Regions from separate parts of the Mus musculus genome. Here region 1 is linked to region 2. Evidence: chromatin loops called from intact Hi-C (ENCODE). Cell type or tissue: gastrocnemius. All regions are shown on one strand.

Region 1 (8,000 bases), 96 kb after region 2:
CCCTTCCTTCTGGTATAGCTGCCTGCCTTTTAATTTGTCATTAGTTTTAAAAGAAATAGGCTAGCATACTTTGAAAAGTTCCTTCCAAAGCCTATGATAATCTTCAGTGGTGTTTCTAGTTTGACATTAGATTTGAGTCAAGCAGTCTTACAATCACTAACAGTTTCATAGCAGCATTACCAAATATTTAAAGAAACTCAATGTGAAATGTTTAACCTTTCTACAGCGTTTTATACCTCTGTTTCTTGTGTCGATTTTTAAAAAAATGCCATGTCAATTATAAATATCTTCTGTAGCTTTCTGTTGTTCCCAGGGCTGGCTTGGACCTTTCAGTTTCCTGCAGGTGTTTCCAGTCCGAGACATAGGTTCACGTCTATTTTCTGCTCATTTGACAGACTTTATTTGGGGGAAGTGACTGCACCGGCAATTTCTGTTTGTTCAAGTCCACCACCAAGGACCTTCTGTTCAGGGATGACACCAAATGTTTCGTTAAACTTCCAGAGGGTACCACACCTGAAAAATACTTAGGAGCGGAGTACATGCAATCTGTCGGTAACATGAGGAAGTGCTCAACCTCACGTAAGTAGAATGAACCCTGTGGAGAGGTCGCAGAGAAACCCAGCGATGGGTGCTGGAATGGTAGTTACAAGAACTCAAACCCTTAGGAAACAGCCACGTGAGCAAGGCAAAACCTAGCATATACAACCACGTGGGTTATATGCACATATTGTTAAGGGGTCGCAGACCCAGGATACTAAGGCAGTGGACGAATTATATGCACACAATTCCTAAGAAGATAAAAAGGGGCACTGAACTTATTAGAGGTCCCTGTCCAATATGGCAATGGCTAGCAAGGTGTGACAGAGCAAGTTCAGGTGACAGCTGGATTAAATCTAGATATCATATCCTCACTCCACCCAGCTACAATTTTAATTGAAAGTAGCCATAGCAAGAAGAATTATCACAGAGCATCCTTTTAGACAGCTCTGTTCATAGAACATCCTTTTAGACAGCTCTGTTCTAGGGAACTTCAATAATGATAAGTTCTGGCTAGCTAGGAAGTTGCTAAGCAGCATCTGCAATGCCATATTCCAGGAATTGAAATAGGATAAAATATATTTTACCATCTGTTTGGGGATTAGCGGGGACACCTGAAAACATTTGTAAAGTGCGAGGGGGTGCATGGGATATACAGTGGTGAGTCTCCCACTGGAGTTTGGAGGTGAGTCTTGGCCTTCATTTAAGTTATTGTGCTGGAGATACAGCCTCGGAGACTGTGCTGCTCTGGGGTGATGGCCCTTTCAAGGTTGCCCCATGTGGATTGGTAAGATGGCTCAGTGGGGAAAAGAGCCCGTGGCACAAGCTAGATGACCTGAGTTTAATCCCTAGATCTGACGGTCGGAGACAATATACTATACTATACTACACTGTGCTGCACTGTGCCAAGCTATGCTATATATGTGTTTTACAAGTTGCCACATGGAATTCTAGTGTGAGCAATGTGATTGTTGAGGTTTAGTGTGACAGAATCCAAGTTAATATTTCCCTTACCTGTATGCTCCAGAGAACACCAGTCTAGCTTTGTTTTTCTCCACTCCATCCTTAGACCCAGCTCAGACGTTGCTGGGGACTGCCAGCTACCATCTGCCTCGCATTCTCAGGGAAGAAGGGCCTTCCTAGGCGGCTTCTCCTTATGTGAATTCAAGTTCAGAGCCTCACTGGTTAAAAGCAAAGTTGGGGATGCCTGTAGGGCAGGAAAGTCACATGACAGCTTCTCTATCCTTGTGTGGAGCCCTCCCCGTGGGAGGCTCAGGAGCTGTGTAGGGAAGCAGGGATGGGAGGGATGGGGCACAGCATGCATGAGTCTAGCAGAACAATGAGCCTTGGCACAATTTATGTGATACTGAATTGCCCATTCAGGTTCCTTTCATTCTGCTAAACAGCTCATAAAAGTAAGAGTATTCTCAATGTCCTATATCTTTCTTCTCTCCCCAGGACTCCTGGAAGCCTGCACTTTCCACAAACATTAAAATCCAAGAGGTGGGTTGCCACTGTGGTGGAGACAGATGCTCCCTCCCGTGGCCCATGGGCTTCTCTTGGTCTTCATGCCCTGAGGGGTTGGGGCTAACTGGTGTAGTCTTCGCTGCTGTGCCTTACCACATACACAGAGCACAAAATAAAAACGACTGCTGACTTTATATTTCCCAAACTCCATTCTTTTCTAGATATTTTCACCAGGATTTCTTTGTACAATCTGACTAAATATCATATAAACTGAACCTTGTCTCCTGAGCTCAAGATTCAGGTAGTTGGGGCTGGAGAGATGGCTCAGAGGTTAAGAGCACAGGCTGCTCTCCCAGAGGTCCTGAGTTCAATTCCCAGCAACCACATGGTGGCTCACAGTTGTCTGTATCTCCAGTTCCATGGGATCCGATGCCTCTTTTGCTCCGCAAGATCCTGCATTCATGTGAGGCACATAAGCTCACACAACCACATACACATAAAATAAAAGATCAAAAATAAGAATCTTAGCCGGGCGTGGTGGCGCACGCCTTTAATCCCAGCACTTGGGAGGCAGGAGGATTTCTGAGTTCGAAGCGAGCCCGGTCTACAGAGTGAGTTCCAGGACAGCCAAGGCTACACAGAGAAACCCTGTCTCGAAAATACAAACAAAAAACAAAACAAAACAAAACAAAAAAACCCACAAACAAAAACAAAAAACAAAAAAACTGTATGACCACACACGTACGTATGTGCACATGTGCACATGCCAGAAAGAAGAATTTGTTACAAATAGATGCCCTAGTGAGTACTGAGAAAGTTGACAGAACTTGTATTAATTCATTGCGATGGAACAGCCATGGTCCAAAACCAAATCTGAATCAGCTTTGCGTAAAAAAAAAAAAATCTCCCTGCGAGCCCGACAATATTGCAAACAATTGGTTGTCAGTCCGTGGGCGAGGTTCTTTCTCACCAGTCAGCTAGACGTCATGGGCAGACGTCATGGGCAGGCGAGGGGAAGCTCTTCGAGTGCTGGTCGAAGAAGTGTTGGGAGCTTTGGTGTATAGGATGTGAGGGTGGGGAGGAGCTGCGGAGGGCGGGCATGTCTATGGCGCCCTCTAGTGTTACAGTCCTGTAGGCGGCAGGTATTCAGGCTAGCTTTGCAGTCCGCTAAGTCAGTAAGGGCCCATGCTAGGAAATCAGAAAGTTCCACCCTACAAGGCCTTGGCTAATTTGTACGAAATGAACATTAAAAAGAGTACTTTATAGAAGGATGGCTCAAGAGCTCAGCATTAACACTGACAGTGACTTTTAGACAGATTCCCTGTCTAATTTCTACCCCCATGCCTCCACTCCTCAGCCAACTTTCCTGGAAGGTTCAGGCTCTACGTCTCCTTCTCCCCATGTATTAGTAATAAGCAGTTGGCTGAACAAACAGAGACTAGTCATCGGCTCTACAGTCTCACCCTGACAGAAGTTGCTGCTACTCGCCAGCTTTTCCATGAGGGAGTCTACCCTCCTTTTCTTTCTTTCTTTCTTTCTTTCTTTCTTTCTTTCTTTCTTTCTTTCTTTCTTTCTTTCTTTTCTCTTTTCTCTCTTCTCTTTCTCTTTCTCTCTTTCTCTCTTTCTCTTTCTCTCCTCTCTCTCTTTCTCTCTCTCTTTCTCTTTCTCTCTTTCTTTCTCTCTTTCTCTCTCTTTCTTTCTTCCTTCCTTTCTTATTTGTTTGTTTTGTTTTGTTTTTCGAGACAGGCTGTGTAGCCCTGGCTGTCCTGGAACTCACTTTGTAGAGCAGGCTGGCCTCGAACTCAGAAATCCATCTGCCTCTGCCTCCCAAGTGCTGGGATTAAAGGCTTGCGCCACCACGCCCAACTACCCTCCCTTTCTTAGGATGGTTTTCCCTCTCTGACATGGTCATTCTCTTTGATTCCCATCTCTCTGTGTTCACTCATGACCTGAGCTTATCCTACCAATCTGGGTATCTTAAGAATTCTCCTCTGGACCCAGCGTTCCCCTCTCTTTTCAGATTCCCTTCTAGCAATGCCAACAACTTTGGGGTACTCATATTTATACTTGAGACCCAAGTCTCCAGCATCCTCCATCTACACCTCCTTATGTAAGGGTCTGAAAACCGCTGAAGGAAGACCCCAGACTCAGTATGCAAAAACAAAAGAGCATTTATTCTGCAGAGGCAGCCAGCATGAAGAGGTCAACCAGTCTTTGAAATGTCGAACCTAGATAAAGGCATGCAGGCCTTCTTAGAGGGGGCAGGAAACTCTCTGGAAGGATTAGGTAATGTAAGATTTCACTGGTGGGTTACAGGTGAGCTAGAGGTTACAGGTGGTCAGTGGTCTACATTCCTATGGATGAGTGTCCAACCATAAAATAGGGCTGTCCAGCACAGATCGCTCATTCTGAGATATTTCCCCGTTTTGTGGTTATCCCAGGCTGTTCTTTGGGAGGGGCTTTTATGATCTTGTTCTGGGTTTTATGGTCTGTTCCTAGAGCTGCTGTCTTATGGCCTAGTTTCTGATACTTAGAGTCTCTTCCCGAAGCTGGTGCCTTATGGCTTTTTTTTTTTTTTTTTTAATCAGGCCTGGTCCTCAAAATGAGGACAAACGGGGTTCATATTGTCCCTTCACTACAACCTGTGGATCTACAGTTTAGAATATTACAGAAATCAGAAACTCCACCAATCAAAGGCAGGGGCTACAGGAATAGCTCAGTGACATTACTTGCTCTGTTTGCTCCTCAGCATCACAAACTAAATAAAGCCAACGAACAAACAGACAAACCTAGAGGGAGCATCCATAACAGGACTTTCTAGGGCCCATCAACAGTACGATGACACAGCAACTTTTTTTTGGTTTTTCGAGACAGGGTTTCTCTGTGTAGCCCTGGCTGCCCTGGAACTCACTTTGTAGAGCAGGCTGGCCTCGAACTCAGAAATCCATCTGCCTCTGCCTCCCGAGTGCTGGGATTAAAGGCGTGCTTCACCACTGCCTGCCTCAAAACTTTTTTTCTGTGCCTCACATATACTAGGCAAGCCGCTCTTAGAATTTAGAGATGACTCAGCACTTATGAACATATGCCACTTTTGTAGAGGGTGTGGGGGATTCAGATCCTGGCATCTACACTATTGCAACCACCTGAAATTCAAACTCATGGGATCCAACACCTTCCTTTGGACTCTCTGGGTACTGCACTCACAGGCACAAAGTCATCCAGACACACATGCCCATACGTACATGCATAATTAAAACAAAATATTTTTAAAAATTTAAGTTATACTTTTTTTATAAAAAAGTATTGAAGACCCGAGGAGGGCCAGAGAAGCGGCTCAGCATCTGAGAGCATTTACAAACCTCAGGACTCACATGAGAGCCCACAGCCTGCACCCTCACATGTACAGACTCACACACACACCCCCCACGCCTACACATACATGCATCATTAAAATAAAATATTTACAAATCTCTCTAATTCCATTTCCAGAGGATCCAATGCCTCTTCTGACCTCTGTGGGTCCCTAAACCCACAAATGGTGCATGCGAACATCCGTATTTGTGTGTGTGTGCATTTTAAGACACGTTCTCATTTTATCCAAACTGGCCTCGAACTTGCTGTGCAGCCAATGATGCCCTTGAGCTCCTGACCCTTCTGCCTTCACCTCCCGAGTACTTAGGATTTCAGGGTTCATTACCACCCGTTCTTTTTTTGTTTAACTTAAGAAACCTTTATGCTGTCTTCCATAATGGCTGTAGTAAGCTACATTCCCACCAACAGTGTAACAGATTTCCCTTTCCTCTCAGCACTGTTTGGTATATTTCTGACTTTTTTAATAGTGACTATCTTAATGAGTATCAGGTAGTATCTCATAGCAGTTTCCATTTTCATTTTCTCACTGGCTAAAGACATTAAGCACACTTCACATTCCTCCTGATAGTTTGCAACATGTGGGAAAAAATGTCTCTTCAAGTCATTTTTTAAATATTAATTTTTATTTTGTGTATGTGTTTGTATACATATAGGTACGCAATTTTCTTTTTACATATGATGACAACAATCTTTCGTCCAACAACTTTTTTTTTGTTAGAAAGGATGGTTGTGAATAGCCCTGGGGCTAATTATATTTGATATTAATTCCATTCTCCTGTGAGGGGCTGCGAACAAGGAATGAGTCAGCACTCAGGTGATTTCCTGTAAACCTGCTTCCCACCTTAATTTGTAAAATAAAGAAGAGCTGATGATTGGGCAGATAAAAGGGAAGGTGGAGTGAAAGGTGGGAGAGAGAAGAAGAAAATGGAAGAGGGAGAGGACGTAGAGGAGGAGGAAGAAGAAAAGCAGAGCAGAAGCACATGGCCTGGAGAAACTGCAAGTTCTAAGGGGTCTCATAGATGTGGAAGATGGTAGTGTAGTGGTAGATCTGCCCAACCTAGGTGCACAGCATGTATTCATATTAACTGTGTTGTGTTTTCATCGCCGGGGTATATTTGGGATGGAGATTTACCAAAACAAAGGATGATACAAAATCTCACACTATGTAGCCAAGGAATTTACTGTGTAGGTTAGGCTGTGTTGTGGTTTGAATGAGAACATCTCCATAGCTTCATACATTTGAACGCTTGGTCCCCAGTTGGTGAAACTGTTTGGGAAGGATTAGGAGGTGTGGCCTTGTTGGAGGAGGTGTGTCACTGGAGTGAGCTTTGAAGTTTTGAACACCCACACCAGGCCCAGTTTCTTATTCTCTGCCTCTGAATCAGGATGTAGGCTCTTAGCTACTGTGTCAGTGCCATGCCTGCCTGCTGCCACATCCCCTACTGCGACACTCATGAACTCAGCCTCTGAAATATAAGGAAGCTCTCGATTAAATGCTTTCTATGCTTTCTTCTGCCAGGCGGTGGTGGTGCATGCCTTTAATCCCAGCACTCGGGAGGCAGAGGCAGGTGGATTTCTGAGTTCGAGGCCAGCCTGGTCTACGGAGTGAGTTCCAGGGCAGCCAGGGCTACACAGAGAAACCCTGTCTCAAAAAAACAAACAAACAAAAAAGCTCCCAATTAAATGCTTTCTTCTGTATTGGTCATGGTGTCTTTTCACAGTAATAGAACAACAGCAACTATATATTTTATAGTCATTACAACCTACATATTTTAACTTCTAAATATCTCAGAAATTTTACCCTGTATTTCACACTTTCAGTGTTTGTTTGTTTATTTATTTATTTAATGTATGTGAGCACACTGTAGCTGTCTGCAGACACACCAGAAGAGGGCATCAGATCCCATTACAGATGGCTGTGAGCCACCTGATGTGGTTGCTGGGAACTGAACTCAGGACCTCTGGAAGAGCAACCAGTGCTCTTAACCACTGAGCCATCTCTCTAGCCCCGGATTTCACACTTTTATCCTGTGTTAGACTCCAAGTATCTTTTGCCTAAATACGACAAGAGACTCCCATTGATTCCCCCAGCCTCAGTCTTTTCTCTCTCCAGTCACAGTTCTCCACAGATCTGCCAATTATCCATGTCACCTTCAGCTTATTGTTATACTATGAGTAAACTCTGAGTTCTTCAGCATAGCACACAAAACCACTCCCAGGTCTGATTCCTACAAACTTTTCCAGCTGCCTTTCTGCCACTTTTGCTTCCATGGACAATCTAATCATTCTTATACATAGCCTGTAGCCAGCGACTCAGTATCTGGCGATGGTAAGGCCAACGGAGTGGCCCTCTCGAGTGGGCTTCTTCTCACCTGCCCTCTGCCTTTTGAGGATGTATGGAAATCGAAATCACATTGCGAACCTTCCAAACTCAAACTTTAACATCTTTGTTTCATTTCCTACCCAATCACTCACTGCCACACTAGAGAGGAAGGGAATGTCTCATTTCCTCTCTTCCTGGTACCTGCAGGAGTTGGGGTTTTATGTGGCAGTGCGACATTTTAATGAATTTGTTTAGCCTTTAAGTGACATCGACTTTTCCTGTCATCTCCCAGGCAGACCTG
Region 2 (8,000 bases):
TGTTCTATGTATGCTGAAAGAGGAGAGATATTTGCTTGTTCTGATCATTGGTGTACCCCAAGTATTATGCTAGAGGAAAACCTGTCAGATGACGGACACTCAATTGATGATTGCTAAGTGAGTGAACTTTAAAAAACAAAACAAACAAACAAACAAAAAAAAAACAGCTAACTTCTCAAACCTGAATATGCACTGGGACTTTTGTTTAAAATGCATATTCTAATTGTCAAATGTGGGTTGGGATCCCAAGGCTCTGCATTTCTAATAGATTCCCAAGCTACAAGGACATTACTAGGGTTTGTGAATGGCAAAGCTCAAAACTACTCCCATCATTCATTCATTCATGAATATGTGTGTGTGTGTGTGTGTGTGTGTGTGTGTGTGTGTGTGTGTGTATGAGAGACAGAGAGAGAGAGACAGAGAGAAAGAGAGAGAGCAAGCAATGAACCAAAACTATTGCATTGTGACTCCGTTTTTCAGTGCTTAAAGGATCAATGGGGTTAGTAAACAAAACAAGTCAGGAACTCTAAGTCAGAGGACTGGGAAGATGGCTCAGACACACACACAAACAGACACAGACCGGGCGGGGGTAGGGGATCAAACTGTAGGTTAACATCCAATTGTCACAATAGATTTCAATCCTCCCAAAAAATATAATGGTAAACTTGCATCAACTAAAAATTATATAGCAGTGATTTATCTGTATTAAGCATATGCTATAGCAAAATTTCATTAAAATTATCTACTTCTAAGACATAAAATCCAACAAAGCAAAAACATTTAAAACATGAAAATGAGCTCAAGTATCAAATAAGACATATCCATTAATTCTTACCTCAAGAGCTTTAAAAAAGCATTCTGAATTGTCCGAAGACTTTAAAAACTTCACAAGAAACGGCTCTTGGTCATTTCTGGACATAGCTGAACTGTGAGAATAAGGCAGTCAAGAAGAACAAAAGTCAGTCAGTCAATCAGGGAATTAAATGTACAAGTCAACTATTTTTGTAGGGTTTTTGGTTTTTTTTTTTTTTTTTTTTAGTTTTGAGACAAGCCCTGGCAGTCCTGGAATTCGCTCTGTAGACTAGGTCTGCCTGGCACTCAAGAGATGCTCGGCCTCTGCCTCACTCAAGCTGGCAAAAAAGGGAGTGTGCCACTACCGCCCGGCCTGCAAATCAACTATTTTCTTATGCAGACAAGAGTGCCTAAGACATAGCTATCTGGCTTGGTTCATCAATTCATTCAAGATGTTTACAAAGGGCCCCAGAAGGTGGGCAAAGTCGAAGAAGAAAAAAAAGGACACGGATCCTTGCAAACGTGAGAACAAAATGAACGTTCCTGATTGAATCCCCTGAGACCCTTGGTTTGGTCCTCAGTCACTCACTGTTCACTTGCATGGGGCTTAAGACGACGCAGGGCGCCGCTGCGGCTACGGGTACCCACAGCCCGCAAGATTTGCTCCTAAGTTAACGAACTCTGAACGCAAGCAGCCACCGTGCAAGGTCGTGCACGCTCGGCCCAGCTCCCAGGGAAAGGAGCGTCCAGGCCGCGGCTCCCCAGGGACCTGAGGCCCACCCGCCGGTTAGGAGAGGCGCGAAGGCCGCAAGAGGCGCCGGGCGGCCACGCCGGCCGGGAGGAGCCGAAGCTCGCTCACCTAGGTGGAGCCCGAGGGCCCACGGGCACCAAGTCGGGGGGCGCGCGGCCGGCAGGACGGCGGCTGGGGTCGGGCGCCAGCCCGGCGCGCAGCCCCCGCCCTCGGCGGCGCCCCCAACCCGAAGCTAACGCTGCAGAACCCGGAAGGGCCAAGACCGGGAACCGACTTTCGCGCCAACCGAGCGGACGCCACACCTCTTCCGGAGGAAGTGGCGTCATCGGGGCCCCCGCTCTGGGAAGCGGAGCGGTCGGAAGAGGGCGGTCCTTGGGCACGCTTTCCCGAGATGCTCTGGGGTCTGGGTTTGCGGCAACAGTTTCGGCTGCGGCGCAGCTCATCGTTCGTGGCGAGGGCCTGCGGGCGGCCGGACCGATCAGCCTTAAGTCCAGAACGTGCAGAAGTGGGGCGAGGGGGTCCAGTGGCGAGTTCTCCTGACGGTGCCGGGGCAGCGCATGAAGCTAATAGCGGCTTGTGGGTGGGAGGATGTTAAGAAAGTCAAGGTCTGACTCCCCAAAGTGGATGAACAATCAATCCTTACCAAAGCCAAAAACAGTAACGGAAAGAAGACTGGGTGATGAAAGGCACGCTAGATTATTGATTAGGTTATATTCACATTCAAGACTTTTAAAATATGTATTTCTAAGCCGAGCAGTGGTAGAGCACACCTTTAATCCCAGCACTTGGGAGGCAGAGGCAGGCGGATTTCTGAGTTGCCAGCCTGGTCTACAAAGTGAGTTCCAGGACAGCCAGGACTATATAGAGAAACCTGTCTTGAAACTCCACCCCCCCCCCCCCAAAAAAAAGTATTTCTAGATATCCTCTATCAGGTGTATAATTGGCAAAGATTTTCTCCCATCTGTATGCTTATTCATTTGATTAATTTTTCTTTGCTGTGCACAACCTTTTAACTTCACGCAATCCCATTTCATTTGTCCGTTGTTCGTATTATATCCTGAGCAACTAGGGCCCTATTCAGAAAGCCCTTGACTATTTTGGTTTCAGGATTTCAGTTCTGACATTAAGGTCTTTAATCCATTTGGAGTTGATATTTGTGTAACGCAAGAGAGATTAAGATCTAGTTTCCTTCTTTTATGTATGGCTATCCAATTTTCCCGGCACAGTTTATTACAGAAGTTGGTTTTTTTCTTTTCTGATGTGTACTTCCGGCATTTTGTGACAAAGAATCTTTACTTAGCCAAACCTGTAGTCTGACTACTGGTCGTTCTCCTTGTAAAAATCCAGTTAGATCCTGCCACCTTTGATAGCTCATGCCCTTTCTCATTTTTCACTGTCCCCAGGTAATATCTGACTATTCTGGCCTATCTACAGTAAGAAAACTCTTAGGTTCTAACCAAAACCCCATTCTTATGTTACCTCTTAAAAGTTGCTAAGGGTAGCCGGGGGCAGTGGTGGATCACGCCTTTAATCCCAGCACTCAGGAGGCAGAGACAGAGGCAGGCGGGATTTCTGAGTTCAAGACCAGCCTGGTCTACAAAGTGAGTTCCAGGACAGTCTGGGCTACACAGAGAAACCCTGTCTCGAAAAACAAACAAACAAACAAACAAACAAAAACAAAAAAAAGTTGCTAAGGGTAAATTATTGATAAAATGCTGAATTATTAGCCACCCCCAGCTTTATTTTATTTTATTTTATTTTTTGAGACAGAGTTTCTGCATAGCCTTGGCTGTCCTGGAACTCACTGTGTAGGACAGGTTGGCCTTGAACTCAAGAGATCTTGCCTTTGCCTCCCGGAATGCTGAGATTAAAGGTATGCCACCACGCCCAACACAAACTCTATTCTTTTAAGTACAATATATTTAGGGTTGCTGGTCACTGTAGTGATTATAATGGTCCTGCTTTAAAGGTATCATTAACTTTTTTCATTTACAGGATATCGATAACACTGGCGCAGAGGTAAATGCCCACTAGGGAAAAGAAGGGAAATACTTAGTATTGGAGGTAAGGGTCTGAGGATGTAGCTCAGTTGGTAGAGCACTTGCCTAGCATAAAAGTCCCTGGGTTCCATCTTCAGGGCCATATAACACTGGTTGCATCCTAGCTAAGCAGGAGGTATCTTGGGATACATGAGACCCTGCAGTGCCTTGAAGAAATTATTAGAGCTGTGAAAAAGAAGCCACAGTTGATGTCTAAAATGCAGTTCTGTCCTGAAGTTGTCATCATATCTGTAGGATACTTGATAGGTCACCAAGGACTGAGGAGAGTCAGGGCAAGAACTAAAGCAGAGGCCAAAGACAACCAGGCTTACACCCACTGCTTGCTCAAGCCTGCTTTCTTAGATCACCTAGGATCACCTCCCCTGGGGTGGCACCACCCACAATGGTCTGGGCCCTCCCACATCAATCACTAATCAAGAAAATGCCCTTCAGAGCAGTCTATAGGCGATCTGATAAATGACCATGGTATATGTTTATGCATTTAACACAGTATATTTTTACTTTGATTATGTGTGTTTGTGCACATGAATGTAATGCCCATAGAAGCCAGGAGGTGGCATCAAATCTCCAGAGCTGGAGTTACAGGCAGTTGGGAGCTGTCTAACATGGAAACAAAACTTGGGTCCTCTGGAAGAGTAGCAAATTCTCTTCACCACTGACGCACCTCTGCAGCCCCACCACAACATACATTTTATTGAGGCGTGTGTTATGTATGTTCACATGTGTGCAGGTACACATGTGTGCTCAAGTATATGACAGTCAGGTGCCAGCCCCAGCTGTTATTCCTCAGGTATCACCCACCTTGATGTTTTTTTTTTTCTTTTTTTAGTTGAAAAGGGCTCGTTTGTTTTACTTAAAGGGTTTTATATTTAAATTCCCAGCATTTCAAGTGAATATGTATAAATACAAGAGAGCTTAGCAAACAGCCTCTATTGCTACAGAGCTAACTTGAAGTGGCCTAGCAGCTATGAAAGCTGATAGCTTCAGCTAGCTGGAAAGTACAGCCTACCGACAGTGTGAGTTCCAGGGAGAGGGCTCTAAAGTAGAATGCCAACATCACATGTAGATTGTTCCCGGCTGTGTTTAAGTAGATCGTGTAAGGAGACACTCTGAGAAAAAAGTGGCTTCCTTGCCAAAAAATGTAGGGGGCTACATTGTTAGAAAAGCCAATTGTATCTAGGTCCTAAAAAGAAGAGAAACCTAAGAGGCTTTTGAGTCATGGCCATGAGAGCCTATATATGGAGGAAAGATGGAGGAGTATAGGACTCTTCTGGGCTGAGTAGGCGCCATCAAGTGAGATATATTCCCATTCCAGAAACAATGGCTTCAATGTCTGTTGTTTCAGGATTCTGGAGTTAATATTCTACCTTTATCCTTACCACCAACATCGTTCGTTCTCTCTCTCTCTCTCTCTCTCTCTCTCTCTCTCTCTCCCTCCCTCTCCCTCTTTCCTCCCTCTTTCTCTCTCCCTCTTTGGTTTTCTGTGATTCTGTTTCACTCTATGGCCAGGCTGGGTTGGAACTCATTATGTAGCCCAGGCTGGCCTAGTGCCTGTGCTGTTCCTCCTATCTCAGCCTAGCAAATGCTTGGATTGTAGCAATGAGTCATCACAACTGGTCCATGCTTCTTTCATGGATGACTGTCTTGTTACTTGAAGGAGACTTACAATGGCTCCAAAGGGTCAGAGTCCACAGTGGTCGGGGCAGCATAGCAGCTGGCAGCTTCCTCAGCTCTTGAACTACAAACACAAGGCAGAGCAAACTGCAAGTAGGCAAGTCGTTTCGTTTGAGTCTTAAACTCCAACCCCAGTGATCTGCTTTGTCCAAGCGCGACTGCACTGACTTGGGTCGGAGAGTCATTCTTCAGTAACATGGTCCTAAGCGGGAGATGGACATTAGATAAGAAGATAGAGAGAAAATCTGGGGTCGGGAGGTCTCATGCGAGCTATGTCTTAGGACAAGCAACTACAGCATCTCAGACACCATTTTGAGAGAAGAAATGGGACTAAGTCAGCAGAAACTGTCCTACGAAGGGACGAAGTCAACAGGAAGGTAATCAAACAGTGTTGCACAAGGGGAGCAAGGGGTATCTCAAGAACATTACAGACCGGGTACACAGTGGCCTTGGACTGATAACCATAGCCCCACACGCTGGGAAGAGAACAGAAGCTACAGATCCCCACCCAAAAGCCCTGGCCCAGGGCCATTACTGGGTCTGCCAAGCAGGTTCATTCTCCGTACATCAGAGCCTCAGGAAAAGACTCCGTTGATCTGACCATCAACAGAGCATTACCTAAACCTCCCCAAAACAGCACCGATGTTTTAGGATTTCTATTTTTGTGGTTAAACACCATGACCAAAAGCACCTTGAAGAAGAGACATTTATTTAATTCTACAGCTTGTAACCCATTCATGGATGTCAGGGCAAGAATTCAAGGCAGGAACCTGGAGGCAGAAACTGATGCAGGAGCCACGGAGAGGCACCACTTACTGCTTAGTCCTTATGATTCACACAGGCTGTTCTCTTGTAGCACCCGGGACCACCTTCCCAAGGGACCCCCATTGAACTGGGCCCTCCCATATCAATCATCAATCAAGAAGAACATGGACCTCAGGCCAATCTGGTGAAGGCATTATCTCAATTGAGGTTCTTTGTTCCCAATTAACAACTCTGATTTGTCTCAACTTGACCTAAAACTAGCCAGCACCTGCACCCCATCACCTGAAGACAAATTGTTCAAATGCCCAAGACTTTGGGGGTATTTCTCACTCAAGCCACCACATCCCTCTTACAGACCTCTGGACAGTGTTACCAACTAGCAAGTGTTTCTTTGCTCTTACATACCTTGGGACAGTGTTACCAACTAGCAAGTGTTTCTTTGCTCTTACATACCTCTGGACAGTGTTACCAACTAGCAAGTGTTTCTTTGCTCTTACAGACCTCAAGACAGTGTTACCAACTAGCAAGTGTTTCTTTGCTCTTACAGACCTCTGGACAGGGTTACCAACTACCAAGTGTTTCTTTGCTCTTACAGACCTCAAGACAGTGTTACCAACTACCAAGTGTTTCTTTGCTCTTACAGACCTCAAGACAGTGTTACCAACTAGCAAGTGTTTCTTTGCTCTTACAGACCTCTGGACAGTGTTACCAACTAGCAAGTGTTTCTTTGCTCTTACAGACCTCTGGACAGGGTTACCAACTACCAAGTGTTTCTTTGCTCTTACAGACCTCAAGACAGTGTTACCAACTAGCAAGTGTTTCTTTGCTCTCACATACCTTGGGACAGTGTTACCAACTAGCAAGTGTTTCTTTGCTCTCACATACCTTGGGACAGTGTTACCAACTAGCAAGTGTTTCTTTGCTCTTACAGACCTCTGGACAGTGTTACCAACTAGCAAGTGTTTCTTTGCTCTTACAGACCTCTGGACAGTGTTACCAACTACCAAGTGTTTCTTTGCTCTTACAGACCTCTGGACAGTGTTACCAACTAGCAAGTGTTTCTTTGCTCTTACAGACCTCTGGACAGGGTTACCAACTAGCAAGTGTTTCTTTGCTCTTACAGACCTCAAGACAGTGTTACCAACTACCAAGTGTTTCTTTGCTCTTACATACCTTGGGACAGTGTTACCAACTAGCAAGTGTTTCTTTGCTCTTACAGACCTCTGGACAGTGTTACCAACTAGCAAGTGTTTCTTTGCTCTTACAGACCTCTGGACAGGGTTACCAACTAGCAAGTGTTTCTTTGCTCTTACAGACCTCAAGACAGTGTTACCAACTACCAAGTGTTTCTTTGCTCTTACATACCTTGGGACAGGGTTACCAACTAGCAAGTGTTTCTTTGCTCTCACATACCTTGGGACAGGGTTACCAACTAGCAAGTGTTTCTTTGCTCTTACAGACCTCTGGACAGTGTTACCAACTAGCAAGTGTTTCTTTGCTCTTACAGACCTCAAGACAGTGTTACCAACTAGCAAGTGTTTCTTTGCTCTTACAGACCTCTGGACAGGGTTACCAACTACCAAGTGTTTCTTTGCTCTTACAGACCTCAAGACAGTGTTACCAACTAGCAAGTGTTTCTTTGCTCTTACAGACCTCTGGACAGTGTTACCAACTAGCAAGTGTTTCTTTGCTCTTACAGACCTCTGGACAGTGTTACCAACTACCAAGTGTTTCTTTGCTCTTACAGACCTCTGGACAGTGTTACCAACTAGCAAGTGTTTCTTTGCTCTTACAGACCTCTGGACAGGGTTACCAACTACCAAGTGTTTCTTTGCTCTTACAGACCTCTGGACAGGGTTACCAACTAGCAAGTGTTTCTTTGCTCTCACATACCTTGGGACAGTGTTACCAACTAGCAAGTGTTTCTTTGCTCTTACAGACCTCTGGACAGTGTTACC

Evidence for each region. Peaks named below come from ENCODE experiments on the same cell type or tissue, not always from the same donor. Only the 100,000 strongest peaks of a DNase experiment are listed, where the experiment ranks them.
Region 1: a loop joins it to region 2, with 8 times the contacts of the local background. A loop is called at or near these places in 22 of 42 quality-filtered maps.

The regions. Positions count from the first base shown.
Region 1 is chr9:103,203,074-103,211,073 of GRCm38, reverse strand. It overlaps Trf (transferrin), which reads left to right. Exons shown (of 17, transcript NM_133977.2): 16 at 396-579; 17 at 1,996-2,198. The coding sequence ends at 2,030. Among named protein-coding and RNA genes, the nearest start is that of Srprb, 5.0 kb to the right of the region's middle. In gastrocnemius, no CTCF peak of the experiment used is centred here; a DNase peak (open chromatin) is centred at 3,086; H3K4me3 peaks cover 394 bases.
Region 2 is chr9:103,299,023-103,307,022 of GRCm38, reverse strand. It overlaps Topbp1 (topoisomerase (DNA) II binding protein 1), which reads right to left and starts at 1,696. Exons shown (of 28, transcript NM_176979.5): 1 at 1,652-1,696; 2 at 836-926. The coding sequence starts at 919. In gastrocnemius, CTCF peaks have their summits at 1,916 (motif pointing right) and 4,149 (motif pointing right); DNase peaks (open chromatin) are centred at 1,880, 4,142 and 5,798; H3K4me3 peaks cover 1,687 bases; H3K27ac peaks cover 1,427 bases.